Regions from separate parts of the Mus musculus genome. Here regions 1, 2, 3, 4, 6 and 7 are each linked to region 5. Evidence: chromatin loops called from intact Hi-C (ENCODE). Cell type or tissue: left cerebral cortex. All regions are shown on one strand.

Evidence for each region. A loop is a pair of places that touch in the nucleus more often than their neighbours do. Peaks named below come from ENCODE experiments on the same cell type or tissue, not always from the same donor. Only the 100,000 strongest peaks of a DNase experiment are listed, where the experiment ranks them.
Region 1: it touches region 5 in a loop (9-fold over the local background); 23 of 42 quality-filtered maps call a loop at or near these places.
Region 2: a loop joins it to region 5, with 6 times the contacts of the local background. A loop is called at or near these places in 17 of 42 quality-filtered maps.
Region 3: it touches region 5 in a loop (2.8-fold over the local background); 14 of 42 quality-filtered maps call a loop at or near these places.
Region 4: it touches region 5 in a loop (2.4-fold over the local background); 16 of 42 quality-filtered maps call a loop at or near these places.
Region 6: it touches region 5 in a loop (4-fold over the local background); 20 of 42 quality-filtered maps call a loop at or near these places.
Region 7: it touches region 5 in a loop (3-fold over the local background); 15 of 42 quality-filtered maps call a loop at or near these places.

What each region holds. Positions count from the first base shown.
Region 1 is chr8:120,318,133-120,322,132 of GRCm38, forward strand. It overlaps a transcript of Gse1 not described here. Among named protein-coding and RNA genes, the nearest start is that of Gm32968, 7.5 kb to the right of the region's middle. In left cerebral cortex, CTCF peaks have their summits at 1,532, 1,735 and 3,766 (motif pointing left); a DNase peak (open chromatin) is centred at 1,521.
Region 2 is chr8:120,279,980-120,283,979 of GRCm38, forward strand. It overlaps a transcript of Gse1 not described here. Among named protein-coding and RNA genes, the nearest start is that of Gm32968, 46 kb to the right of the region's middle. In left cerebral cortex, a CTCF peak has its summit at 1,669 (motif pointing right); a DNase peak (open chromatin) is centred at 1,683; H3K27ac peaks cover 109 bases.
Region 3 is chr8:120,263,218-120,267,217 of GRCm38, forward strand. It overlaps a transcript of Gse1 not described here. Among named protein-coding and RNA genes, the nearest start is that of A330074K22Rik, 37 kb to the left of the region's middle. In left cerebral cortex, no CTCF peak of the experiment used is centred here; DNase peaks (open chromatin) are centred at 1,863 and 2,480; H3K27ac peaks cover 313 bases.
Region 4 is chr8:120,594,116-120,598,115 of GRCm38, forward strand. It overlaps Gm10614 (a long non-coding RNA gene), which reads left to right. Exons shown (of 4, transcript XR_003947476.1): 2 at 1-995; 3 at 1,717-4,000. Among named protein-coding and RNA genes, the nearest start is that of Gm10614, 6.9 kb to the left of the region's middle. In left cerebral cortex, CTCF peaks have their summits at 695 (motif pointing left) and 2,038 (motif pointing right); a DNase peak (open chromatin) is centred at 2,047.
Region 5 is chr8:120,177,504-120,181,503 of GRCm38, forward strand. No RefSeq gene overlaps it. Among named protein-coding and RNA genes, the nearest start is that of Cibar2, 2.0 kb to the left of the region's middle. In left cerebral cortex, CTCF peaks have their summits at 1,608 (motif pointing right) and 1,807 (motif pointing right); DNase peaks (open chromatin) are centred at 12, 1,619 and 1,799; H3K4me3 peaks cover 216 bases.
Region 6 is chr8:120,606,400-120,610,399 of GRCm38, forward strand. Gm27021 (predicted gene, 27021) reads right to left here. Exons shown (of 4, transcript NM_001308449.1): 4 at 2,201-2,631. The coding sequence ends at 2,573. 1190005I06Rik (RIKEN cDNA 1190005I06 gene) reads right to left here. Exons shown (of 4, transcript NM_197988.3): 4 at 2,203-2,631. The coding sequence ends at 2,573. Among named protein-coding and RNA genes, the nearest start is that of Gm10614, 19 kb to the left of the region's middle. In left cerebral cortex, a CTCF peak has its summit at 1,709 (motif pointing left); a DNase peak (open chromatin) is centred at 1,707.
Region 7 is chr8:120,612,737-120,616,736 of GRCm38, forward strand. The region is part of intron 2 of Gm27021 (predicted gene, 27021); the gene reads right to left. The region is part of intron 2 of 1190005I06Rik (RIKEN cDNA 1190005I06 gene); the gene reads right to left. Among named protein-coding and RNA genes, the nearest start is that of Gm33075, 14 kb to the right of the region's middle. In left cerebral cortex, a CTCF peak has its summit at 1,961 (motif pointing left); no DNase peak of the experiment used is centred here.

The sequences.
Region 1 (4,000 bases), 140 kb after region 5:
CTGTTGCATGAACCTAAGATTCAGGATGCAGGACCATTCCCTGCCTGCCTTCCCGTCTGGTCTGTTGGGCCAAGCCCACCAGGACCCTGTGCAGACCTCAGAGCTCTGTGGCTCCCAGTCTGGGGAGGTGGGAGGGGTGGGCAGCTGCCCAGCCCGTTCTCCAGAGGAAAGCCGGATAGAGCCGAGATTTCTCTGGGGCAGTTGCCTGCCCACGTGCCCGCTTAGCCCCTGGCAAGGCTGCCATATCATACCTCAGCTGTACTCTTCCAGTTTCCCGTCTGAATGTCCTGTGTTGGGAGGTGGGCTGAGAAGGGAAAGAAGAAATCAAAGAGGAGGAGGAGGGGGAGGAGAAGAAGGGAGGATGGAGGAGGGGGAGGAGGAGGAGAGGGAGGAAAGACTGCTTGAGTGCGCTCTAATCTTCTTCCCAGCCGTTCAGCCTTCAGGAGCCTCCAATTAATCATTATTAATTTAATCCTCAATGACTCAGCCAAGTTCTGACAGAGACCAGCCGAGATTTATCCTACCTGTTCAGGGGATGACCCTAACAGAATTCAGTGGGTCGTCACTGCCCGAGCCAGGCCCCCCTTGGATCCCTCTGTGGGGATTTACCGAGACCCATGGCTTTCAGGGCATCGATGCGTCATCTCCAGTGGCTGAGTCACAAAGTGGCCGGCTGGGTTGCAGGGCTAGCCTGGCGAGGCCTTGCCACTGGAATGGCTGGAATGGGGTCTAGGAGACTGCAGGTTTTCATAGGTGCCCCTAGCCAGTGATACAGAATGGGGGTGGCGGCTCCTCTTAAACCAAACACCTGAGCTCCCCAGGGTCAGTTCTTGGCTTACTCTAGTAGGCGGCAGTCAGTGTTCGCTGCTTTAACAAATAGCTCCCCTTCCCGTGAGCTGTTGTTTCCTGCAGTGAAAATGGTTATATTTTCCAGCCAGGCATGGTGGTGCAGGCCTGTGATTCTAGAACTTGGGAGGCTGTAGTAGGAGGGTCACAAGTCTGAGGTCAGTGTGGGCTACAGAGGTACAGGGTACAGCCTCTAGATTCCATCTGTGTATATGTGTGCATGTACACCACACACACACACACACACACACACACACACACACCCCTACTTCGAACAAAAATGCACGTTTTTGCTGACATTGTGGCCCAGGAAGTGACCCTGGGGCCCTAGCATTGTCCCTCCTGTGTCCCACCTGGCCAGCGATGCAGGAAAACAGGCAGAAGTGACCACTTCTTTATGATGCTGTGTGGCCATGTCAGAAAAAGGAGAGGGATGTGGTATGCACCAGCTGTCTAAGCCCAGCAAGTGCCTAGCAATCAGGACAGGTAGCCAAGTGACCGGAGGCCTACCCTGTAGCCCATGGCCTGTGGCCTTTCCAGCCTCAGGTCCAGTCACACAGAGGTCAGCACACGGCCAGGAAGTGAGTGGGTCCATCTTTGGGTTTCTCTGTTGAGTCACACCCAAGGGTGCTACCAGGGAGCTGCCTGGGTGTGGCTGCCCTCCGGTGGTCAGCCAAGGTGCTGCTCCTGCCTGTCTCCTGCACGAAGCCCTCCCTGCCACCAGAGGGCGCAGGAGTGCCTGTCCTCTGCGCTGACCCTGTCGATTCAATTGTCTGTCTATATGAGCCCCAGACATGAAGTGGCTGTTACTTGACAAAGAGCCTGCCCTGTACCAATGATACCTGGACTTGTTCCTTGGACCTTCACAGCACCCCCACCCGGGTGCCACATCCAGGTTGCTCCCATCTTACAGTTAAGGAAACTGAGGCATCAGAAGGAGCTGGTGCCTTCCAGCAAGGGCCATAGGGCACGTGTGGGAGGAGCTAGCGGGATGGTGGAATACACCTGCAGCTTGTTGCTTTCTGAGGTACCTGGGTGTCGGTCTGGCTGGTTGGAGGTAGGGACACCCATGACATCAGGAGGCCTTCTAGTAAATGTGGGCATCCTCCTATAGCCTATTGCTAAGGGAAGTTTTCTTATCCATTTATTAAGAGTTGAGCCCCGGGCTGAGTAATGGCTCCGTAGTTAAGAGCACTGGCTGCTCTTCCAGAGGACCAGGGTTCAATTACCAGCAACCACATGGCAGCTCACAACTGTCTGTAGCTCCAATTCCAGGAGATCTGGCGCCTTCACAGGTATACATGCAGGCAAACCACCGATGCACATAAAATAAAATAAATAAAATTTAAAAAGACTTGACTCCGCCCCCATGGGACTCCGACCCCATGCTGGGAGTGGTGGGATACAGAAAGGGAAAAAAAACCAAACCCAGACTGGAGTGGGTACCTTTCTCTCTGGTTTGATAAAATGTCCTGCAAAAGCAATGGATGGATGGAAGGAAGGAAGGAAGGAAGGAAGGGAGGGAGGGAGGGAGGGAGGGAGAGAGGGGAGGGAAGGAAGCCAGGCAGGCAGGAAGGAAGTGTTTACTTTTACTCTCAGTTTGACAGGACAATCCAGCATGGAGGTAGGAGCATGAGACCACTGGGCACATGGCATCCAGAGTCAGCAAGCAGACAGAGTCGGATGCTGGTGCTCAGCTCGCCAGCCTGTGGCGTGTTGTGGCCCTCAGTCAGACTGAGTCTCCCCCCCCCCCTCAATAATTAGGTCTAGAAACTTCCTCACAAACGTGATTGGACACTTGTTTCTTAGAGGTGATTCTGATCTGGCCAAGTGACAGTCGAGAGTAACCGTTATGAACACTGAACCCCAAAAATGGTCTTTGAGGGGAAGTTCTCAATGAACATCCCCAAAAGAATATATACTTTTTTTTTAAGATTTTTTATTTATTGATTATATGTAAGTACACTGTAGCTGTCTTCAGACACTCCAGAAGAGGGAGTCAGATCTTGATACGGATGGTTGTGAGCCACCATGTGGTTGCTGGGATTTGAACTCCTGACCTTCGGAAGAGCAGTCGGGTACTCTTACCCACTGAGCCATCTCACCAGCCCAAGAATATATACTTTGCTGAGTTTGTTTACACAAACTCTAATCTAGCTACTTTGGAGGCAGAGGCGAGGAGGCCTGTCTGGACAACTTGGATAGCTTACTGCAACTGTCTCAAAAGAAAGAAAAATTGGGTGGGAGAGATGGCTTGGTGGTTAAGAGCACTGACTGCTCTTCCAGGGGTCCTGAGTTCAACTCCCGACACCCACATGGTGGCTCACAACCATCTTCTGTAACGGGATCCGATGCCCATTTCTGGTGCGTCTACAGCTACAGGGTACTCACATGCATAAAATAAATACATCCTTTAAAAAAAAAGAAAAAATTAAAAATTAAAAAGGACTAGGGATGTAGCTCAGGATATTGTGCCTAGTCTGCATAAGGCCCTGGATTTATTCCCCAGTACAGTAGCAATTCTCCAGTCCCCAACAACGATGACCATGGGGCTGGCAGGATAGTTCAGTGGGTTAGGAACCAGGAGTGTGCACCACGCTATAGGCCCGACTCAGGAGCCTAGGCTTTCTGCACTGACTGATGGTCTGAGTTCAATCCCCAGGGCCCAGCTGGAAGGTGGATCTCACCCTCTGACCTTCACACGTACACAGTGGCACAGGCACACCTAAACACATCACACGAAAGAGTAGGTGAATGAATAAATATAGAAATACAATTTTTAAAAAAAAAATGACTATGGCTTGCTGGAGAGATGGCTCAGAGGTTAAGAGCGCTGGCTGCTCTTCCAGAGGTGCTGAGTTCAATTACCAGCAACCACATGGTGGCTCACAACCATCTGTAATGAGATCTGGCGCCCTCTGCTGGGCTGCAGGCACACATGCAGGCAGAATGCTGTGTACATAATAAAATCTTTTTATACAGATGACCACGTGTTTTTGGTTTGTTTTTTTTTTTTTTTTAGCACTAAGGCTGTCTGGTCCGAATATGCCCTTGAACTCTGTCTACTTCCGCTTAGTCTGAAGCAGAAGATTTAGACCAGAGACCATTCTGGAGTCACCAGATCAAGGCCGGCTTCTTGGATCCTATGTTGCTG
Region 2 (4,000 bases), 100 kb after region 5:
AGCCTGGTCCAGGACAGCCAGGGCTATACAGAGAAATCCTGTCTCGAAGAAGAAGAAGAAGAAAAAAAAAAGTCATGTGTCCTAGGGAAGAGACCAATGTAAAGATGCTAAGATGCTTTATAGAGACCGAACCTGTGCGAGGACAGAAATGTCATTGAGTATGACCAGTCGGTGGAATGTGTCATCTCTGGGTACAGTGGGCCAGCAGTAGTGTCTCCATTCTGGCTGCTCCTTACTCTAGGATTCTGATGGCTGGGTGGGAGTGACCTCAGGTGCATACACCTCCTGTTGCTGCGCTGACGGGCACCCTCACCCTGAGAGCCTACTGGCAAATACACGTGGCTGTCTTTCACTTCAGGGAGCGTCCAGAGGTGCTGCTGGGCTGGAGTCACGGTGTGGGCAGGGCTGGGATCCAGAACATGGGCTCTCGTTCCCCCTTTTAGGCTTCAGAGACTACCTACCCGTGAGGGAGGTCATGGAAGGGCAGCAGGGACCTCACAGATGCAGTGTTCCTGTGTGACCCCGTGGAGAGCCTTGCTTATGGTCACGTGGCACCCAAGGTGCTCCCATTGGCCCCAGTGCAGCAAGCAGAGCTGGGATGGGAAACGTGGCTGACACGTGGCTGATGCACGTCTCTGCAGGCATGGGGCACACACACAGGTGTGAGGCACACAGCAGGTGGGAGCAACTCAGAGAGTGGCTCCCATCATCCTAGGACGGTGAGCTCCACTGGGTGGTTATTTATACTGTGGGGCTTCGTAAAACCCAGAGCCTCAGCACCCAACCTCCCAGGAGTCTTTGGTCTGAGAGAAAACATTGTACTGCTGAGGACTGTCTTGATCGCTCGCTAGCTCCAGAAGCAAGGGTGGCTGGCGGGCAGGGGCTGGCTTTATCCTGGCTAGGCCTGTCCATCATCAGCTGGAGCTGGGGGGTGGGGGAAGCAGGTGCTGGACAGATCGGGGTCTCTGGGCAGTGTGGTCCTGGTTTGGCCACATCTGCTGCAGGAAGCAGGGGAGGAGGGCCACACTGTCCAGCCTGCAGACAAGGGGCAGGCACTTGCAGGGTTACATTGTGGTAACCTGAGCCATGGGGTCACAGCTCTGTCTCTACGTGGGTCTTGCGGCCAGTTCCTAATTTTGCAAAGGATGGTCACAAAAGGCAGTCTCCTCTGAAGTGGCTGTCTCTTCCTACCTGGGCTCCTACACTGTCACATGACCCTGCTTCTGTATTTATCTCCTCCTCTTTATCACTGGAATCTGTCACCATCAAGAGCTTTATGTGCCGATCAAGGGCAGACCTGCGAGGGTCTGCAGGGGTCGCTGAGGCCCAGCCAGCATCATTCGAGGCACGGAGCTCTTCCTGCCGGGGGCATATGTGTCCTGCATCACCCTGACTCTGCGCAGCTGCAGTGTGTGTCTGGTGCACACAGACTTTCCACGCTGATGCTGGCTGTCCTGCATCCAGACAGGCAGGGATCTGAGAAAGCCTCACTTTGTTTATGGCCTTTGAATGTTGGGGTCCTATCACTTCACTTCTTCAAGCTGTTTCATGCTCTTTATCTGTGAAAGAGCCTAACTTGACCCAGACTGAGGACCTTCTCGAGACAGCAGAAGCTAACCCTAGGTGGAGTGGGGGAGTACCTCGAGCTAGTCTATGCCATGCTGCAGTTCCAGATATGGGCTCCAGGTGGCATCAAAACCCAACTCTGGGCCTCTAGAGGGACTGCGTGTATATAAAGCTGGTGTGTGTGTGAGAAATGTCACTGTAGGCTAGGATTCTGTGTGCAAGAGGACAAGTGTGTGAGTTGCAAGGAGCTTGAAGTATGCCCATGTCAGCTTCCCATTTCTCTGGGAACATGAAGGCATGAGGTACCACGGAGAACCATTGCAGGACATTCCAGCTGCAGGGATTCTACATATGCATTACATACATACACACACACACACACACACACACACGTACATACACACTGACACACATACACTCTTATACACAGACATATACATACACACATACACTTACACATATAAACACTAAAACACATATACACAAAGACACACATACATTCATTCACACACGTTCACACACAAAGACTCACATACATATACATGCATATACACAAAGACAATCATACACAGATATACATACACATACATATACTCACACAGACACACACACACACACAAAGACACACATATATATATATATATAACATACACAAAGACACATATACACAGATATACATACACACACATATACTCACATAGACACACACACACATAAAGACACATACATACATATACACAGATATACATCATATACACATATACTCACACAGACACACACACATAAAGACACACATACATGTATACACACAAAGACATACAATACATACTCTGACACACATATGCTCACACAGACATATACACACATATATACGCACGTGCACACATGCACACACACAGAGGCATTCTCTGGGAGATATGATCCACAGATACACAGGAGCAAGCCACAATTTATATCCTGGTCACCTAATTACTCCCAGCCGTGGAGGAGGGAGCTGTGGAGGCTTTGCAGGGCTTGGGGCCTGATATCCCCAAATCCCAGCGGGGCTGGGGGCTGGGGGCGGGGGGACTCCGGCGCCAGGCTGCTCCACCCCTGTCCTCCTTAGAGGCCCCAGATTCCAAGGAGCCTGGAGGGATGGCAGACATCCAGGGGTGCTGGGCTCACAAGCCTGTGAACAGGAAACTTTCTGGGAGCAACCTGGGTCTGAGGCCATCTCATAATACCCTGGCCAGAGCTGAAGAGGGCAGAGCTCACAGGCCCAGCTCCTACTGCACAGGGCTGCTTTGTCTCTAACTGATAGCCTGGGGGAGCTAACCAAGTGGTTGCTACCGTCCTCTCTGACTGACATATCCCATCCCAGGCCTGTTACCTCCCATCTCTGGCCCTTTGAGTTTCTACTTCCCACTGCCTAGAGTGCTGTTCCACTGTTCCCAGGGCTGCCACCAAGGCACCGGTGACCACTGTGGGCTGCTGTTGTCCTTTGTCTCTGACGACAAGAGTCCCCTGTGCTAAAGTCAGCACTGTGCACCCTACGTCTGTCTAAAGTGTGGGAAGCGTGCTGGGGCACATTTGTTCAAATGGACAGACAGATGGACATTGGACAGATGGCAGTGGCACCTGGGTGAGTGGAGAAGGGGAGGCTGCTGTTTCCAGTGGGCACAGGAGGAGCTGAGACTGAGTGAGCTGGTACCTGAGGCCTGTCTTGGGACCTAGGGCTTCCTTCTGCCTCTCTGCCCCTCTGCCCCTCTGCCCCTCTGCCCCTCTGCCTCTGCCTGTCTGCTTTTCTCTCTGCCTCTCTTTAACTGCCTTTCTGCCTCTCTCTCTCTGCCTCTCTCTCTCTCTCTCTCTGCCTGCCTCTGCTCCTCTGCCTCTCTCTCTCTGCCTCTGGCTCTTTCTCTGCCTCTCTGCTCTCTCTCTCTGCCTCTCTTCCTCTCTTTCTGCCTCTCTTCCTCTCTGCCTCTGCCCCTCTGCCTCTCTCTCTCTTCTTTGCCTCTCTGCCTCTTTGCCTCTCTCTTTCTCTGCCCCACGCTGCTCCCCTCTACCTCTCTCTCTCTCTCTGTCTCCTTTGCCTCTCTTTCTCTGCCCCCTCTCTCTCTGCCCCCCTCTGCCTCTCTCTGTCTCTCTCTCTGTCTCTCTCTCTCTCTCTCTGCCTCTCTGCCTCCCCCCCAACTTGGCTCAGGTACCCATACCCTGAACTAAACTACCAGCCAAGGACCTGCATGTACTGGGGTTCAGAAGTGTGGGACTGATTGTGGGTCTCCAGCTCGTGGCCTCAGAGCCCTGCCTATGCCTCTCTCCTTGTTCGCCTTGATCTTGGAGGAGGCTCAGGCATGATGGAGCTGATCCATAGTCTCCGATGGAGACACCCAGACCAGAGCTGTGTGGCAGGTGGCTGTGCACCCAGAGAGGCTCTGTCTGCAGGCTTCTCCAGGGG
Region 3 (4,000 bases), 86 kb after region 5:
CTGTGTACATGTCAGGGGTCTGTGAAAGACTGGGGCTGCTTTGTGCCCACGTGTCTCCCCACCAGGACCTTGTGCAGGCACCGAGACAAGTCTGTTGGAGCAGTGCACAGATACCTTGCCTGGCTTATTGGTGGGAGTGAGGTTCATTACGATGACATGGATCCTTCAGCATTGGAGGTGACCCTGGGCACACCTCTCCAGAGGCATCTCAGGGCTTTTTCTGTGTTTAATGAGTGTCCTTTCCATGGCTGCTAACACTCTGAGAGGGGTGGAGAGGCCGGTGAGGCGTACAGATTCAGGAGGGACCATACGCAAGCTCCCAAGTCCCTGGGATGCCTCTGAATGGCTAGTGTGGGAGTCTTTCTTCCCCAGAGTCTCCACCGTGAATCCGAGGCTTGGGGACTGGAGCACAGAGGTCACACCCCAGCTGTGTGTCCCAGGTAGCCCAGCACAGGTGTTCCCTCTTGTTCCTTTGTTGATGCTCCAGTTTTGTGGGCTCACATGGGAGGCAGTGACTCCTCTTCCAAGCTCAGGTTTGTGGTAACGTACGGAGTGCCAGCCTCGGCTCAAGGACACAATGCCGTCTCGGGGAGCCCCTGGGACTGCTTTCTCCGTGCAATGCCCTGCCCTTCTGGGTCCCCCTCCAGCTTCCTGCCCCATCATGGCCAGTGTGCCTTTTGTACATGTCACAACTTCCAGCTCCTGGTAGACACCCTCTGCGTGTTTTTATAACAACCAAACAACCTGTGAAACTCTGTATTCTATGTATTCTCAAGTCCTTTGAGGACTTAAAAAAAAAAATCAATGCAAGCAGCTCAGGCTGGAATGCACGAAGCCCTGGTTCCACCCTCAGCACCCCAGAAACCGGAGGAGCAATAGTTCAAGGTCAGCCGTGGGTGCATAACAAGTTCAAATCCAGCCTGGGCTACGTGAGACCATTATCTTTAAAAGAAAAAAAATTTTTTTTTTTGAAGCTTTGGCTAAGTTGAAAATAATTTGGGTAGATTTGGGCTCAGATGGGCTCACAGCATCAGATTGCTGTCCTTGACCCCACTGTCCAGCCACCTGTGAGCACCTTACTCTTTCTTATTCTGAACCCCTCTGGAGCTGGCATGCACGAACTCATGGCCCCTGCTCCCATCTCTAATGACTCTATGTCTCCTAACGGTTTATGGTCTGTGAATAGTCCTTACACTTCCCATGTTAGCTCACCAGACCCCGCTCCTGTGGCTCTGTCTTTCCCTCGGGCATTTTATCCCTAGGTTCCTGCCTTTGCAGGACATGGGCAGTGTCCGTGCTTGTACCCACTTTACAGATGACTTGCCTAAGGCTCAGAGTTGCATTTCTTAGTTTCTGTTCTGGTTTCTTGACCCCATGGGTAACGTGAACTTTAAGGGAGGGGCAGGTATCAATATTTTCCAGGATGGCCCAGCCTGGGGGAGGAACTACATTAAGATATTTCAGGTGTACCCTCCACTGTTTTGTCCCCACCCCAGCAGGCTGCAGCTGTCCCACCTGGTGTCCCGTGTCATCACAGCTGGTGTGGAATGCTCCTGCCCTGAACCCTCCAAGTACCCTCTGTCCACCAAACAAGGGAGGGGAATCCCCTGCCACCGCCACCAACCAGAAACCGCAGTGGCGGAGCCGCTCTGGTCCCCTCAGCCGTGGGTGGTTGTAAAAATAGTGCTGGGTTTCAGTTGGAGCCACGGGGCTGGCGGGGGGTCGGTGTCCCCTCCTGGAGGAATCACCCGCCACATGTTGCCAGGAGCTTTGGCTGGGAGAGGCAAGCGCAGCTCCAGGCCGGCGAGCGGGCGGCCGCGCAGATGGAAACCCGATCAGCGCGGCGCACAGACTGTTTGATTTATTTTAAAATCAAGCAGATGGCAGTGGTGGGGTTTGTTTAAGTTCAGCTCAGAACCGGGCCCTCGGCCAGGAGCCTCAGGCAGCTGAGCCAAAAATTTTTCAATGACTTTGGTCGGCAACCCACCTCTTCCCTCCCTGTATGAACTTCAGCCCTGCCACACACAGGGAGGCCTTCGAGGGCCTTCTCCAGGGTTGGCCCCTTTGTCTCTGTCTTGCTGGGTCTGTCTCCCCCCTCCCTCATTCCCCCCCATTCCCCACCACTCCCCTGCTCACTAACCTCCACTCTCTGCCCCTCCTGGTGTGAGTCTGGGTGTCTGTCTCCATATCCCCCTACTGCTCCCCCCCACCCCTCCCTGTCTCAGGAACTTTCCAGAATCATCCTCCTGTTCCCCACTTTCTCCAGCTTCCTCACACCCTGCCCCCACCCTCCTGCTCCCCCAGAGGCCCCTCCCCCCACCCAGCAAGGCTCATGGGAGAACAGCCAAGCCTTTGTGGCATTTGGGCCCGTCCCCTCTCTGAGACGCCTGTGGCTGGGAAAACCAGGCCCCCAGCTATAAAATCCTGGAGCCAGCCTCTGGGTCAAGTGGCCTGGCCCGCCCAAAGGCAGGGAGGCCAGGGAAGTGGCCTTCTGGTCACAGGTCACCCTCTGCAGCTGTCCTCCTTGGCTGGGGGCGGGGTGGCCTGTGTTATGGGAGGAACCCACTGTGCAGCTGGCTCACTGGGGAGGTCAGCTGCTCCAGAAAGACACACACACACTCACTCTTTCATGCACACACACAGTCTTTCATACTCACACACATACACTCACATATACATACTCACAAACACATATACACTCACATACACACATACTCACATACACACTCACTCTTTCACACACACACACACTCTTTCATACACACACACACATACACTCACATACACACACTCACAAACACACATATACACTCACATACACATATACACATACACACATATATACTCACATACACACACATATACACTCACATACATATATACTCACATATACATATACACTCACATACATATACACATTCATACATACCCACATACACATACATACTCACATACACACACATATACACACACATACTCACATACATACACATACACCCTTCATATGCCTGCACTACTCACCTCCACACACACCAGACCTGCTTCTCACGCACACCTCCATTCTCCACTTGCACACACCAACATGCATGCACATACACCTCTCACATGTAAAGCCAGGGATTTCCAGCTCACAAAGAGACATGTGTCTCGTACACATACATCGTGAACATGGTAAGCCATGGCACCCCCTTTCCTCTTTCCCAGGATGAGCCAGGCAATGGCTCTCAAGCCCAGTGCCTCTGTCTGCCCAGCTCGGCTCTCAAGCCCAAGCAGCACTCGCTTACAGTCCAGGGAGGCCAGCCTTGGTTTGCCTTACTGTCTCTTTTGCCACAGTTCCTAAATACGATGAGGTTATCAATAGCAGCTGTCTCTTTACCCCAGCTCCCCAGGCAAGGTGGGATACTACATGGAATTCCCCCAGCACAGTCTCGACTTGGGCAGGAGGCCAGAGCCTCATCAGGTCCTCTTGGAGCTGGGTATCTTTCTGCCTCTGGGTGGAGAGGCTGGAAACAGAGTTTCCAACTCAGCCACCTTCCCACAGCTTCACCGTGGACGAGCCGGGCCAGCCTGGGGAGGGTAGGAGAGGGACGCATAGACCACCCTGGTTCATGGCTGCTCACAGTCTACAGAGGTCTGGGCTGTATCCGCATTTCTTGTTCCTGCTCTTAGGTCACATCATGGTGACAGGGAAGATCCTCTGGTGCCATGGCCTCTTTGTTCTCTGGCATCCAAGTGACAGCATTCTCATGCTCTTGGGACTGTACCCTGCCGCTTACTACACGGACCCTGCCCTGCTCCGGGGCCTCAGGGTTACATCTGTGAAAGAAGCTTGGTGCCCTGGAGGGTATTTGGGGACCCTGGGCTGAGTGTGGCCAGGAGGAAGCATACCCCCACACACACACCCAGGCCCCCCAAGCAATCCCGATGGTTTCACAGCCTCTGAAGATTTTCACGAGAGCCCCTCCAGGGTGCTTATGTGTGATTCCCACCTGACACCCAT
Region 4 (4,000 bases), 420 kb after region 5:
TTCTGAGACTGCAGGCGCACACACCACACCAAACCCAGTTTGCTTTGTTTTTAACTAAAGAATAATAATTGGAAGCTGGAGAGATGGTTCAGTGATTAAGAGCCCTGGCTGCTCTTTTAGAGGTCCTGAGTTCAATTCCCAGCTCCCACATGGCAGCTCACAAGTGTAGACCCATGGGATCCCATGGCCTCTTCTGGTGTAGAAATATATATGCAGACAAAACACTGCTATACATAAAATACATAATACAAATACATCTTTTGATAGTTATTTGTTAAAAAAAAACTGTGTAAGAGAGGTGGATGTGGAGGGGGTCTAAAGGGGTCATCCTTAACTACATAGCCAGTTTGAAGATAGCCTGGGCTACAGCAGACCCAGTCTCAAAACCAAACAGTTGTATTGTACATGGTACTACACATGTTTAATCCCACTTCTCAAGATGCAGAGTCAGGCAGATTTCTGAATTTGAGGCCAGCCTGGTCTACAGAGCAAGCTCCAGGACAGCCAGGGCTACACAGAGGGGGGAAAAAAAAAATAAAGGAAACAAAAAACCAAAACAAAACAACAAATTCACAAATGCCTGTGCTGGAGAGACGGTTCACGCGCTCTTGCAGAGGACCCAGGTGTGCTTCCCAGCACCCACATCAGAGAGCTCACAACTCTCCATAACTATTGTCCCCGGGGGTCAGTGCCCTCTACTGGCCATTGAGTGTACTGCAAGCATGTGATGCATAGACAAGCAGGCAATGTACATACGTAAGTAGAAATTTAAATATCTACTTAAAATATTCATTTTACACATTTACTTGTTGAGTCCAATATGCTAGCTTGATATATCCAGATATAGTCCATATCTATAGCTAATACACACACACACACACACACACACACACATATGTTAGAATGATCCTAATTAACATCTACCCTCTCAAAATACAGGTCATTCCCTGTCATGAGGATATCCAAGTTCTGCTATCTGGATTGGGACAGAGCAGGTACTTTCCATGAACAGGGCCTTGGGCTCTAAACACAGGGCCCAAGGGCTCAGAGCGGCCCCATGCTCTAGCTGTCTTGAAGCATTATATGGGTGTGGATTTGTTTAATTTGAAAGAGCCTTCCCTGAACTCACTCTGGCCTTGAATGTGAAATCCTCCCACTCGGCCTCTCAGGTGCTCCTTTACAGATGTGGACCACTGTGCCGAGCTCAGAGTAGACATTGCTATTACAGTCTGTGGTCACCAGCCTGGATAGTGACTCCCAGAGGCCGCCTCTCATCTGTTGACACACTTTTTGTGCCCCCTGGCCACTGTTTCCTTTCTCCCCGCCTCGGGCCTGAAGGGGATGGGGTGGGGGGAGGATTTGCCACAGCAGGTAAATGAGACAATGTTACAGTTGTCTTCCGGGCCTGGCTTCTTTCACTTAGCATACTATTCACAGTCTTATAGCAAAGGACAGGTTTGTTTGTGTGTTTTTTAAAAAATATTTGAGTGGGACTGTGGTTGCACGAGCCTTTACTCCCAGCACTTGGGAGGCAGGGGCAGGGGCAGAGGCAGGTGGATCTCTGAGTTTGAGGTCAGCCTGGTCTACAGAGCAAGTTCCAGGACAGTCAGGGCTACACAGAAACTCTGTCCCCATAATCAAACCAAACCAAACCGCAATCAACAAAAACAAAAATAAAATAAACAAAACGACTAAAGAAATATTTCTTTTATGTAGTTAGGTGTAGCGGTTTGTGCACACAAGCGCAGGTGTCAGGGAGCCCAGAGGAGGCATACAGATGTCCTGTGTCCTGGAGATGGAGATCTGCAAACAGTCCTAAGCCTCATGATACGGGTGCTGAGAACCAAACTTGGGTCTTCTGCAACATGAGAACGGGACATGCTCTCAACCACTGAGCCATCTCTCCAGCCCCTTTGCTGCTTCTTATGGCTTCCTGGTACTATTACAGAATAAGACTTCATTCAGCCACTGAGGGACACTGTACCTGACTTGGCAGCTGTGAACGGGGTGAGCTGGGGTGGCACATCTCATCGATGCAGTTCCTGCTCTGTCCACTAGAGGGCAAAGAAAACCAGCGACCAGAGAACTTAGGAACCAGTCTTCAAGAATGGAGCTGGGTAAGGTGGTCCACACCTATCACCCCAGCACTCAGGAGGCTGAGACAGGAGGATTAATAGTTCAGGCCACACAGTAAGTCGCTGTCTTAAGAACAGAGGTATCAAGGAGAAGGGAAAAAGAGAGAAAGAAGGAAAGGAGATTCTGGGTGAAGCAGTTGGAAGATGAGGGTCTAGTCCCAGGATGAGGGGAGACCCACAGAAGCCCCTGCCACAGGGACACAGGAACACAGGGCTCAAGGGAATGTACTCCCAGGGGAAAGCCAGACCAGCTTGAAGAGAAGAGGAAATGGTGTTGGACCATAATGCAAAGTAAAAGATACCCCGGACCATCGTAGCATGAAGGATAAACAAAGAAATAAATAAGGCAGTCAAGACAATCACCATTCTGAAAGGGATACAGGATCCCTCCTCTGGGAGGCACCTCCCAATGCCTGTCCTGTCAATGTGGCTGTGCTTGGGGACTTCCCTCCAAAGAGCTCAGCACCAGCGGTTTTGAAAACTGTCAGTCTGCAGTGTGACCCCATAACATCCTGGGATGAGAAGGGTGGTCTACGCCCCTGCCTTCCTCCCACACGGCCCACAGCTTCCACAGCTCCAATTTAATCTCAAGAGAAATAGACAGGCTCCCAGCTGAGGCTTTGCTGGGTGTGGTAGCACACGCCTGTGATTCCGGAGCTGTGTGTGTGTGTGTGTGTATGTGTGTGTGTGTGTGTGTGCAAGGCAAGGGGATCAGAAGTGCAAAGGCATTCTCAGTGCAGAGCAAGTTCGAGGCCAGCCTGGAAGAGATGGGGCCCTGTCTCAAAACAAACAGAACTTGGCACTAACTTGTTGTTGTTGTTGATTTTGTTTTTGCTTTGAAAATGTTAGCATTTCCAAGCCACCAGGACACAGGCATCCCCGACACCGTTCATCTTCTCTTCAGCTCTTCTGCTAAACAATTTGGCCTTCAGGAAGACAGATCGCTTAGGGAACCTTCTGTTCCCCAGAACTTTGTAGTAGCCTGATTGCACAACATCAAGGATGGGAGCAGCTTCAGTCTTTTTTGTTTGTTTGTTTGTGTTTGTTTTTGTTTTTTTGTTTTTTGTTTTTTCTTGCAGCATTGACTCGTGTCTGCTCGCTATCCGGTGTCCACAGTTTGACAGCTGGGCAGAAGCTCTGGTTCCCCTTCAAGTGGTGATGCCTCATCCCAATCTTCCCAAAGTAACCTGCATGGGATTTGTCAAAATTGTTCCGGTGGTGATGCAGGCCTCTGGCATTCCCCGGCCTCCTGGGTGCTTGCGGTAGTTACTGTGGCTGTGGCTCGTGTGGCCCCGGAGTTTCTGGGTGTTCCTCATTTCATTGCATGGTGGCAGCAAAATGGAAAGAGCTTTTTCTTTTCCTTTCTTTTTTTTAATTTTAAAATTTTATTTATTTATTTATTTATTTTTGTTTTGTTTTGAGACAGGGTTTCTCTGCATATCCCTAGCTGTCCTGGAACTCAATTTGTAGATCAGGCTGGCCTCGAACTCAGAAATCCGCCTGCCTCTGCCTCCCAATGGTGGGATTAAAGGCATGTGCCACCATTGCCTGGCTACCTGTTTTTTTATTAACATTAACTTTTTGCTTATGTTTTCTGAGACAGGATCCCACTTAGCCCAGGCTGGGTTTTAACTTTCGACATAACTGTGATTGGCCTTGATGTGTTTTGTAAAGTCAACAATATGCTTTAAAGAGCGAGGTACGGTGCAGTGGGTTAGGGTACCTCAGCGGGCCCATGCTAAGGCAACCTTCCCTGCAAGGTACCAGCCGTAGGTCTAGTATAGCATAGAGTTTATTCTATTGAAGGGGGGTTGAGAAGGGAGTAGAGACAGAGAAAGAGAGAGGGGAGAGATAGAATGAGAGAA
Region 5 (4,000 bases):
AGCCCTGGGAGGAGCCCAGCTGGTTGCTGGGCAACCAGGGCCTCCCCTGCGGGGTGAGGAGGGCCAGCTTTGCCTTGGGGCTTAACCACTCTCTGAAATGAATTGGAAGTGGGACACAGAACCTCCACATGCCTTTGAATATGGTGTTCTTGGGGGTTCAAAGTGCTTGTAACCACCAGGAACGGACAGGGAGATCCCCGAAGGGAGCTTGCCTGGGACTTCACCCTGGACCCTGCTGTGTAGAGTCTCCTCCACCCTCAAGGCAGAAGGCCCGGTGGGCGGGGCGTGGGAGCCAGTGTCACTGAGGGTGGGGGGAGTAGACGGTAAAGGGAAGCGGAGAAGGTGAACCAAAGGAGTGCGGGGGGGGGGGGTGCGGGGGGACAGGCAGCAGCTCAGAGGAGTGCCTAGCGAATCAGGCAGTCCTGGGCTTCCCAGAGTATGCGACTCCCACTGTTAGACTTGGGGAAGGTGACTCCAGCGTCAGAGCACTAACACGTTGAGAGGTCTGCGGGTCACAGCCCCCGCCCCGCCCCGCCCGCCCCGCCCCGCCCCACTCGCCCCGCCCCACTCCCCTTTTCACTTAAGGTGCAAAGCAGGCCTGGTGGTGGAGGCAGAGAACCCAAGGCAAGATATTGATAGTTCCACGGGACGCCTGTCACACTGGGTCGTTTTTTTGTGTGCGTCCCAGCTCCATCATGCTGGGATTTGTTTTAAACACTTAGTAAGGCAGAAACATTACGGTCAGCTGCTTCAGATTCAAACCCCACGCCTCAGCTCTGCTGTGTGGCCTGAAAGCAAAGCCCTGGTCTCTCTAGTCTCCTAGACAATCGCCCAATAGGAACTGGAGCCCCTGCGGCAGGGATGAGGAGATAGGTGGGCTGGGCACTGGGAGCCGGGTCCCCTGTCCAGCGAGCCCTCAGAGCACACCTGAGTGCTGGGTCTCTGTGGCACATGTGTTATGCTCCCCTTTTGGGGGGCAGGGACAGGTTTCCCCAGACAACACAAATCTCTGTGTGTCCTTTACGGTACTGTGCCCTCTGTTTAGGGGCAGCCATGGCCCTGAACTCCTACCGGGGCTGTGCCAGTCCTGTGATTTTTCTCTCTGAATGATGCTCTGTGTCTCCTGGTCCGTAATCCCTCCCTTCTGAGGTGTTAGCTGAATTGAAAAGTGTCTCCCCAAAGTACATGTCCACCCTGGGTCTCAGAGCATCGCCTTACTGGAAACGGGGTCTCAGCAGACAGGCTGAGCAGATGAGTCACTCCGGCATGGGAGATGGGGCTCATTCAGAGGCTGCTGTTCCAATCTGCAGAGAATCCGCCTCCTGTACCCATTGACGGACTGTGGCTTTTCTGTCTGTGGGTGAGGGATGCCAATGCCCCAAGAATATGGCCAGCTTCTGGAATGCAGAGGTGACTGAATCCCACCTCTGATAGCCAGTGGTGGACGACTACATCCCTGCCTCAGTCTGTCTGGGGTCTTCTCTATCTTAAGGAATCGGTTTCCTCCAGACCCCAGCTATTCCAGTTAATCAGCTTCGTCCCTGTCTGCCCTGTACTATAGCCTGTGACCACCAGAGGGCGACAGAGACCACACTCCAGTCCTCCTGCTTAGGGTGGCGGGATTGCAGAGGGGACACAGGAGACTGGAGACACAGGTATGGCATAGGTGTGGAGGACAGACTGTGCGAGGTCTCGTCATTGGCTCTCTTGGAATCCTTGGAAACCTTATGAATTTGAAAAAATGAAAACTGTCTCGGGCTATGCAGAACTAAGACATGGGGGTCAGAGTGGAGGTTGGCCGACTGGAGAGTCACCAACCCGCATTGTCCAGGGTGGCCACTGGAGGGCGCATATTCTCTGTCCTTGTCTGGTTCTCTGTAGTCCCTTTCCTGTCTTTCTCTGTGTCTCCGTGTTTCTCCTTGTTTCTCTGTCTTTATCTGTGTCTGTCTCTGCCTCTCTCTGTCTCCCTCTGTCTCTCTCTCTGTCACTGTCTGTCTGTCTGTCTGTCTGTCTGTCTGTCTGTCTGTCACTCTCTCTCCCTTCTCACAATAGATGCACATCTTGCTGAGCCATGTGGGTCAGGTACACATAGCATGAGGCCCAGCTTATATCTCAGGAAGGCAAGGACACACATCCTGGTCACTCCCCACCCAAGAAAGGAGCCCAGCTACCATCTGGCATTCGCCATGCTCACAGTCATGTGTGTTACATGGGATCCTGTCATATCTGTAGGAAGTTTTCCCTCCAGTCCCGGGGGCATGTCACATGGCAGTCCAGGTGTCCCCCTCTTGCTCCTGGGTCCCTGTGGTATCTGTGAGGCAGTCTCTGGCAGCTACGTTCTTAAACAACTAGGAAAAAAGAGGGGGAAAACTCAAGTTGAAAACCCAATGCCAACTCCCAGCCGTGGTCCACAAGCAGAAAACCCAGGACGACTCTGAGCAGAACCTGAGGGCTCAAGTGCCTCTCAGTTAGGCTTTGGCCTTGGGTGTGCTGTGTGACCTGGGCAGTCACTGTCCCTCTCTGGGAAGCTCTGTGAGGCTCTGGAGTAGGAGCAATGGTCTGGGAGCTGGCCCTGGAGATACGGGTTATAAGAGGTCACCTCCCCTACCACCATCTTTTTACTGATCCACAGATTCCTAAAGCCTGCATATTGTGCCTGCTACATGACCTCTTGCCCTCTGTCAGGTGATCTTGCTGTCACACTCACCTCCTATTAAGAAGGATTTAAATAGACAGGTCAAGAGAAACCAGGCTGGACTGGAGAGATGGCTCAGTGGTTAAGAGCACTGTCTGCTCTTCCAGAGTTCCTGAGTTCAATTCTCAGCAACCACATGGTGGCTCACAACCATCTGTAATGAGATCTGGTGCCCTCTTCTGGCATAGAGACAGGCAGGATGCTGTATACATTTTTTATATATATATAAAAAATATATATATATATGAGAGAGAGGCAGAGAGACAGAGAGACAGAGAGACACCAGGCTGTGTGATGTACACACTTGCCATCTGGATCCTTGTGAATGACGGCTGAATACTGGTCCATCCCAGACCATATGCTCGGATGTGATCTGTCACTGGAGGAATATAAACTAAGTGCCTACTGTGTGCACAGCCATCAATCACCAGGCACTTGGGCCATGTCTGTGAAAGAACAACAGACACGTGGCACTGTGTTCCCTCCGAGAACATTCTGTCTGGGAAAGCAGGAGGAGAGGCCAGCAGGCAAGATGCTCCAAACAGTTACACTGGCTTCAATCTTTCTCCAGAGGCGCCATAAAGGGGGAAGGTCTCCATGGCAACTCCCTGATCATATGCTGAGACCAATTTCTCAGAATGAGGTCAGAGGGCCAGAGCCACGACTGTATACACTGCCCAGTGTCGGGGCATTCCTCCACAGCCAGGGGCAGGGCAGGAAAGAGGTGGGATATACAGAACTTCCCACACAGGAGGCCCTACTGTGTGAGCTCACAGTGTCTTCCCTGGTGCTGGTATGTGTTAGACAGGGTCTTCCTCTGTAGCCCAGGCTGACCCTGGAGCCTGAGATCCTCTTGCCTCAGTTTCCAAGTGCTGCATGGAAGCACGCCAGGCTCTTGCTTGGTCCAGGTTGGCCCCGTGGCTCTCCCCTGCTGGCAGGGGGTGGTGACTGTGGGGCTTTCTCAGGTTTGCCAGGCTGATCTCGACCTCACTATGTAGCTAAGGATGACCTGGAACCTCTGATCTTCTCACCTTTAAATATACAACGACAGGCTGTGTGCAATGTGTAAATATGACCCGTGGCTCAGAAGTAGAACTCGCTCTCATGGGACACACAGAAGCCTGGGGTTCTGTCATTGTCCAGTGGCGAAACAAACAGGGGCCCCACTTGGTACCACACAAAATCAGCACCCTTCTGTGAGTCCCAGAACTGAGCAGGGGAAAGCCTCTACCCAGGGTGTAGCTGAAAGCTGGCCATAACTATTGGGCAAGCAAGCCACCATAGTTCTGGGATGACAGAGCATCC
Region 6 (4,000 bases), 430 kb after region 5:
GGGCGGGGAGCAGGGGAGGAGAGACCTATCAGGGCAGACTGAACTAGACCCAGGCAGGCCAGGCTGGCTTGGGCTCTGATGACACGGGGCAAGGCAGGCCGAGACAGGACATTAACACAAGTCAATGCACAGAGGTATCCACGAGAGGGGTGCCACGCTGGAGGGTTTGAGCTGAGGCAGGAAGGGGACAGGAAAGCACAGGATGAGGAGACACCACGGTGGCTGCCTTCCCTGCTCCGGGCTACATATGTGCAACACAGATTGGCTCTGGCCGTTCATCACCCAGTCTACAGGTACTTACTAAATGGGTGACCTCTCTGGATTGCACACTTGATACTTTGTTAAAAGCCAACATTATCCTCATGATGTATTAAGTTAAACGGTTTTTTAGATTTCCAAAATTAGTAAAATGAACTTAAAACATTTTATTCGTTTTTTATTACTTTACTACTTTATTTATTTAATTATTATTTACTTACTTATAGACAGAGTCTTATTGTGTGTACTCAGCTGGTCTAGAACGTGCTGTGTGAACCAGGCCAGCCTTTCCTCCATTCTCCCAAGTGCTGGGATTAAAGGTGTGTGTGCCTCTACACCATTGAATTACTCTGTGCGGGGCTGGAGAGATGGCTCAGCGGTTAATAGTACTAACTGCTCTTCCAGAGGTCCTACTGCTCTTCCAGAGGTCCTGAGTCCAATTCCCAGCAACCACATGGTGGCTCACAACCATCTGTAATGGTGTCTGATGCCCTCTTCTGGTGTGTGTGAAGGGAGTGATGGTCATGTACTCATATGCATAAAATAAATACATCTTTAAAAAAAATAAAATAAAAAAATAATTTCTCTGTGCATGTGTGCATGTGCGCTTGTGTTTGCGCGTGTGTGCATGCGTGTGCATGCGTGTGTGCATGTGTGTGTGTGCGTGTGCATGTGTGTGTGTGTGATTGCATGTGCATGTGTGTATGTGCGCGTGTGCATGTGTGTGCTGGCTTCAGTTCTTTCCTTCCACTGTGTGGGTGCTGGAAAACCTAACACGTCACCTGGCTGGGTACATGGCATCTTTACCAGCTGAGCATCTCAATTTAACTCGGTCTTTTGTGGGAGCGTAAATATTCAAATGGAGGGGCGGGGCATGCGGCCACAGTCATTACACTATACACCCGTGACTAGATACCTCTAGGAAGTTTCACTCATGTATGTTACTTACATGAACACCCTCTCATAAGGCCTAGGAAGCCCCCACCCCCTCACCGGCACGTACTAGCCACACACTCCTCTCCACCAATCCTCAAACCCCACCAGCACCAGGCTCCGCCCACACCCTTCTCAGAACAGTGGGTTGTTTCCCTCCCAGGGATGACCACCAAATTTGGGTACCTCCTATTCAGACACATTCCCAATATATCTTGACTGGAGGGTAAGAGGGCCAATCCAGCCTGAACCGGTTGGGGAGTCCATGGGCAAGAAAGCAAAACTATATCCTCAAGTGAACTTTTAGAGAGAACCCCTGCTTGTCACTTTATGCAAAATTATGCATTCGTTGCATTGATTAAAATCAGATGGATTATGAGAAAGGGATATTGCATAGTAGGTCTGTGATTATAGGACCTAACTTGCCAAACGAGAATGAAAGTGGTTATGAGCACTGGCTGGCTTAGGCTCACAAGCCTCTGTAACTCCTGTCCTAGGGGATCCATTGCCCTCTTCTGGCCTCTGTCGGTACTGCATGCACGAGGTACTCGGTTATTTTTGTTTGGTTGGTTGGTTTTTGTTTGTTTTTTGTCTTTTTCGATACAGGGTTTCTCTGTGTAGCCCTGGCTGTCCTGGAACTCACTTTGTAGACCAGGCTGGCCTCAAACTTGGAAATCCGCCTGCCTCTGCCTCCCGAGTGCTGGGATTAAAGGCGTGCGCCATGAAAACAGAAACTACCCTTGCTATGCCACTCAATAACCCTACCACTCACTCTGTCTCACCCCAAAAGGTAACTGAGCCCCTCGAGTGTCTTCGCCAATAGCGGCTGTCCTTGTGGTACTTCCTTGTTTTAAATAACAATTTCCTGGCTGCTTCGCAATCTCTGTGAGCTTATTTCCACACCTGGTGAAAAGCCTGGACACGCTGGGCTCCCAACCTCGACTGCCGGTGATGTCGCCCCTGGCGAGGAAGGCACACACACCCCAAAACCCAAAAACCAGGACCCGCAAGTCACAAAGGAGCTTTATTTATAAATCTCGCTCAGGATGTAGGTCCCATACCTGTAAAACAACTTGTAAAAAACAGAGGCCCTGCTCTGGCGAGAAGTCCTTCTGCTCTGGGGCCTCGAGGGCCGAGGTCCATGGTCACGGTGACCGTAGGGCAGGGTGGCCTCCTCTTCACCAAGCCGGGGTCTGGGTTGGTGCGGACTCAGAGGCCACGGATGTCTGCTCCGTTGAGGCCAGCCACCTGCTGTACTCTTCTGGCCATCCATGTCTTGGTCCAGGACCCAATTCGCTGTTCCCCATCCAGCTGCTCAGGTAGCCACGCCCCCAACACCCGGGGCAGCGGGGCAGGTTGCTGCCACACAGGTCTCGCCGCTTCAGGCTTCAGGTTCCAGCTCTCCATCGTCTTGATAAGACCCCAGCTCATCCATCCAGACTAGGAGAAAGAGAAGGGTAACATCAGGGAGGGAGGGCTCTGCTGTGTCAGCTTCCTCCCTGGGCCTAACCTTTTTCACTTCAGGCCACCACCCTAGTCTCCCACAGCCTAGCATCAGAGTCACAGAGGCTGGAAGATATCCCCAGTACCTCAGGTCCCCCAATACCTGGAGCCCCTCTGGGGGCTGAGGGAGGGGTCAGAGTTGGGGTGCTTTCTCAGGACTCCTGGAGATTGTGACAAGTGTTCCCAGCTTGCAGGGCCCTGGTCTAGACTACTGCTCTTCCTTGTCTTAAGCCCCATGGGTAGCATTGATAACACGGGCATGCGCAGGGCCTGAGGTCCTTGTGAGACATCTCTGTCTCTCTTCTCACCTTCCCTGGACAGAGGTTCAGAGACTCTCCTCTGAGGAGCAGGTAAAATTCCGGCTCAGGAATTTTGGAAGCAAGGTGGAGCCAAAAAAGAATGTTTCAAGAGACTGTAGCCCCCTCGGGAACCTCGTACCCCACAGTTGTCCAGGCTAAAAGGGACTTCTCCCAGGATTCAGGGGCCCCCTAAGCACTTAGCTTCGGGCTGAAATGTCACCCCTCAATTCTGTGGGGTAAATAATGACTTTGGGGACCTTACAGGAGGGGGTACTGAGGCCTGGAGAGAGATACTTTCTTGTGGCAGAGCAGAGGGGCTGGTTCTCTGATGTCCTCTGTGTCTGCCTAGACATTAGCTATGGAGCTGAGAAGCAATGGACTGGCAGCCTGGCTCTTCTCCAACCTTGCTGTGCCCGCTGAGGTGAGTCCCATTCTTTCCCTGGGTCCTCTCCTTCCCCTTTCTCTTAAGCAGAGCTACAAATAATACCTACAGCTCAGGCACTGGAACGAGAGCTAACTGAGGTGTGCCTCCATCACGTAGCCTGGCAAGGGGCTCTGGGAAAGGCTGCAAAGGATTATGGTTTGGCTGTTCTTGTCCCCGGAAGGCCCTGTGTGCAGGAAGCTTGGCCCTCCATGTGGTGATGCTGAGAGATGCTAGTTTCTTTAAGAGGGCAGCCTGATGGGCTGACGAGATACCTGGTGTGGCTGCCCTCTGCAGGGACTCAGGGCGGACCTCTGGGATCTGAGCTGCTTCTCTCTTAAGACTTAAACGGAGTGAGCAAGGGTGGTCTACCCTCCTGCTGATCCCTACCTCTCTCTCCCTGCGACCTATTCCTTTTGGGCTCCCTCCCCTAGGATGCCACCCAACCCCAATGGGACTCATCTCCACATCAGCTGTTCACCAGCCTCTGTGAGCCTCAGTTTGCCCATCGGTAGCGGAGGATCTATACTGAGTCTGCTTCCGAGCAGCAGTGAGAAAACCACCTATTTCCTCAGAACATGTACCA
Region 7 (4,000 bases), 440 kb after region 5:
ACCAGCACTCACTGGCAGCCAGAACATCTCCCTTCTTACCTATCACATCTTCAGACCCCAGCCCCACTGGTCTACTCTCTCCTTCCTGTGTCTACTTCTCTCTCTCTGCATCTCCTCCAAGTCCCCCTTGGGTTTCCTTGCTCCCCCATCCCCTCTCCCTGACACTGCAGCCAAGCCTGTGAGTCTGATCATACCATGAATCCCATGACACCATGTCGCAAGGACAGGTATGAGCAGCCTTTCCCAAGACCTGCCCCCTGGAACACCTGGCCTCCTGACATGCTCCAGGAGAAAGGGGCTTTGTGATCAAATGAGTTTGGGATCCATACAAATGTGTTGACAGAATCCCATCTACTTTGTCTTCCTGCTGGGTAACTTACAACCCTGCCAGATAAAGGCTCTGAGAAGTCCTTCACAAGGAAAAGATTTTTTTGTTTTGTTTTGTTTTTTGTTTTGTTTTGTTTTTTTTTTCATTTTTGAAGCAAGATCTCATTCCAGCTCAGGCTAACCAGGAACTCACTCAGCAGTCAGGTTACCCACAAATGCAAAGTGATCCTGTTACCCCAACCTCCCCGGAGCTGGGATTGCAGGCACGAGCTACCACAGAAAGCATGAAAAGCAAGTGCCTGGTGTTCACAGAGGCCAGAGAGAGCATCAGATCCCCTGGAATTCAAAGTGCAGGTGGTTTTGAGCCACTCTGTGGGTGCTGGGTACCAAACCTGAGTCCTCCAGAAGATCAACAAATGTCCTTAACCACAGAACCATTGTCTCTCCACATCTGGTGAGAAGGGTTTTAATTTGGTCTAACCACACGTAAGATAACCGTAGAACTCCATCTGGAGAGACGCCTGGTTCACATCCAGAACCAAGAGTCACGAAGATAATTCTGGAACATGCCGGTCACAGCTACCCCATCTTTCAGCCCAGCTTCCAGCCTGTACCTCCGCCCTCTCCTTCAGGGCCATTAGCACACAGCTCCCAGACTGCTCCTGCTCTCCCGACTTACTGGTTCCCTTAGCCCCCTTCACACCTTTGAATATGCGGGTGTCCTGCCTGGAACACACTTTCTTTCTTTGCCAGGGAAATGAGCTTCTATCCATCCCTCAAAACCCATCCCTCAAAACCCAGCATAGCATGCTCATCTTTGGAGAAGGTGGCTCAGGCTATGAACTCATGACCTCTTTGACCTGTCTTCACTCATGTATTCGTAAGCAATGAGAAGATGGCTCTTCCCTCTGCTTTTGCTAAGGCCATCTACACCTAGAGGTGACCACCACTTCCTTATTGGTCGCCATGAGCCCAGCTCAGAGCCTGGAGAACAGAGTAAGGGACTGAGCTTAATTAATGGAAACCTTCAGACACCTTTGAACTTGACATCCTGTCTTTACCCCAAAGAACACCAGACTTGGGGCTGCAGAGAGTGAATGGAGCCCCGGATGAATGTGTATTGTTGGAAAGGGCACAGCCATGCCAAGGACCCCAGTACCTCAGATCCACAGAAACGGCAAAGCCTCCCTGGGTCTGAGCAGTGATGTTGATAGCAGTATCCCTCTCCCAGATGTTTGCAGTTCAGATGTTGCTCCTTGCACCCTAGACCTGGCACCAAGACTGGCTAACCCCTTCTCCTTATGCTGTTCATAAGAAACACACCAAGTTTCCCTTCTGCGTTCTGGCACCACAGTACTGCCCTCCCTCAGAGGACATACAGCCTACCTGATTCTGGCTTTTCTGTCTGCCTTTCCTTCATTCTCACGTGGCCCCCTGGAAAGCTGACTAGCTTTCCAGGACCAAGCAGACAGGGGGCAATTAAACAAAACAAAACAAAACAATCCCCACAGAGTTCTGGACTAGAGATGGCTCAGCGGTTAAGAACACTGACTGCTCTTCCAGAGGTCCTGAGTTCAAGTCCCAGCAACCATGGTGGCTCACAACCATCTGTAATGAGATCTGATGCCCTCTTCTGGTGCATCTGAAGACAGCAACAGTGTACTTACATTCATAAATTAAATTTCTTTTTTTTTTTAAAGTAGTCATGGAATTCTGAGTCACTGTTTCTAATTTACCCCAGGGAAGCCATGGCCACTGTCAGGATATCCCTGAGCTGTAGTGCTTCAGTCCTGGGGGGAAGGGGGGAGACTCGAGGGGGTGCGGACTCCGAAATTTATTCTAAAGAACAGAATGGGTGGAAGTGACAACCCTTGTCCTTCTGTGGGCCACTGGCTGTGTGGGAGATGAGACACTGTCCTAGGAGGACACCAAGTATTCCAGAGCCTGGAGGTCATGTTTGCTATAGCCTGGGCTTCTGGGGTATACCTTGATCTCAGCACTTGAAGGCTGAGGCAAGAGACTCAGGAATCCAAGGCCAGCCAAGAGACACAGAAAGACTGTCTCAAGAAACAAAAGCTAAGCTGGGCGGTGGCTCATGCCTTTAATCCCAGCACTCAGGAGGCAGAGGTGCTCTCTACGAGTTCAAGGCCAGCCTGGTCTACAAAGTGAGTTCCATGTCAGTCAGGGCTACATAGTAAGATCCTGTCTTGAAAAAAGACAACAAATAGAACCACACACATACACACACACACACACATGCGTGCACACTCAATTAATTTTTTTAGATTTATTTATTTATTTTATGTCTATGAGTACATTGTAGCTATCTTCAGACACAACAGAAGAGGGCATCTGATCTCATTACAAATGGTTGTGAGCCTCCACGTGGTTGCTGGGACTTGAACTCAGGACCTCTGGAAGAACAGTCAGTGCTTTTAACTGCTGAGCCATCTCTCCAGCCTAGTGCTCAGTTATTTTAGCCCTGTCCCAGAAACACAATCAAACAAAAGCCAAAAAGAATTGTTGCTGGAGGCTCTGATCCAGCAGGCCAGGGCTGTGGAACACAGGGCAGGATGGACACAGGCAACCAGCCTTGTCTGGCTTCTGTCTCCCGGCTTGCTCTGCACGAAGGCCCAGGAATGCCCAGAACGTCGGTCTAAAGTAGTGATTGATAAGTCCCAGATGTAGAAACCTCTCTCATCTTCCCTCAGGGCTGAAGACACAGTGACTGAGATACCGTGGGCCTCAACAGTCTCCCAGTCCCTCAGAAAAGACATTGTCTCCCCAGCAGTGCCCTCAACCTGCAGTGAGCCAGGACAACAGGAGGTACGCAACGCGTCACCCATGGTAAGACAATGCCTATAAGTACCAGCCAGTCACCTCAAGCAGTATGTGAACAGGACAGTGACCAGCCAAGAGTCACCTTGACCACGGCTGATGAACCATACTCCTACATGGCCATTTTGATGAAAACCCTGTCCTGTCTCTTTCTTTGTTTGTTTGTTTGAGACAGGGTCTCACTACATATCCGTGGATTCCCAAACTTTCAATCCCCCTGCCTCAGCTCCCCTCTGTGCTGGGATTGCAGGCATGAGCCACGGCAACATCTTCATGGACAAATCTTGGGATGACACAATCCAACCCACAACAGCACAGGACACTGAGTATCATCACATGTCAGTCAGTACCACGTGTTCATACTGTGTGCACATTGTCACGTAGTCACATGGCAGCGACAGGGAGATGCTGGGCTGGAGAGATGGCTCAGGGGCTAAGAGCATGGACTGATCTTTCAGAGAGGACCTGGGTTCAGTTCAATTCCCAGCTCCCAACTGTCTGTAATCCCAGGATCCAACATCCTCACACAGACATATACACAAGGAGAAAACACCATTGGATGCACACACACATACACACACCCATACACACACACATACACTCAAACACACACACACACACACACACACACTCACACACATACACACACGCGTTGGTGGTGGCAGCATATGCCTTTAATCCAGCACTTGGGAGGCAGAGGTAGGTAGAACTCTGTGAGTTTAAGGCCAGCCTGGTGTACAGAGTGAATTTCAGGACAGCTAGGACTACAAAGAAAAACCCTGTCTCAAAAATAGAGTGAGAAATTTACCCCACAATGATAGAGGTCCCCCCCCTC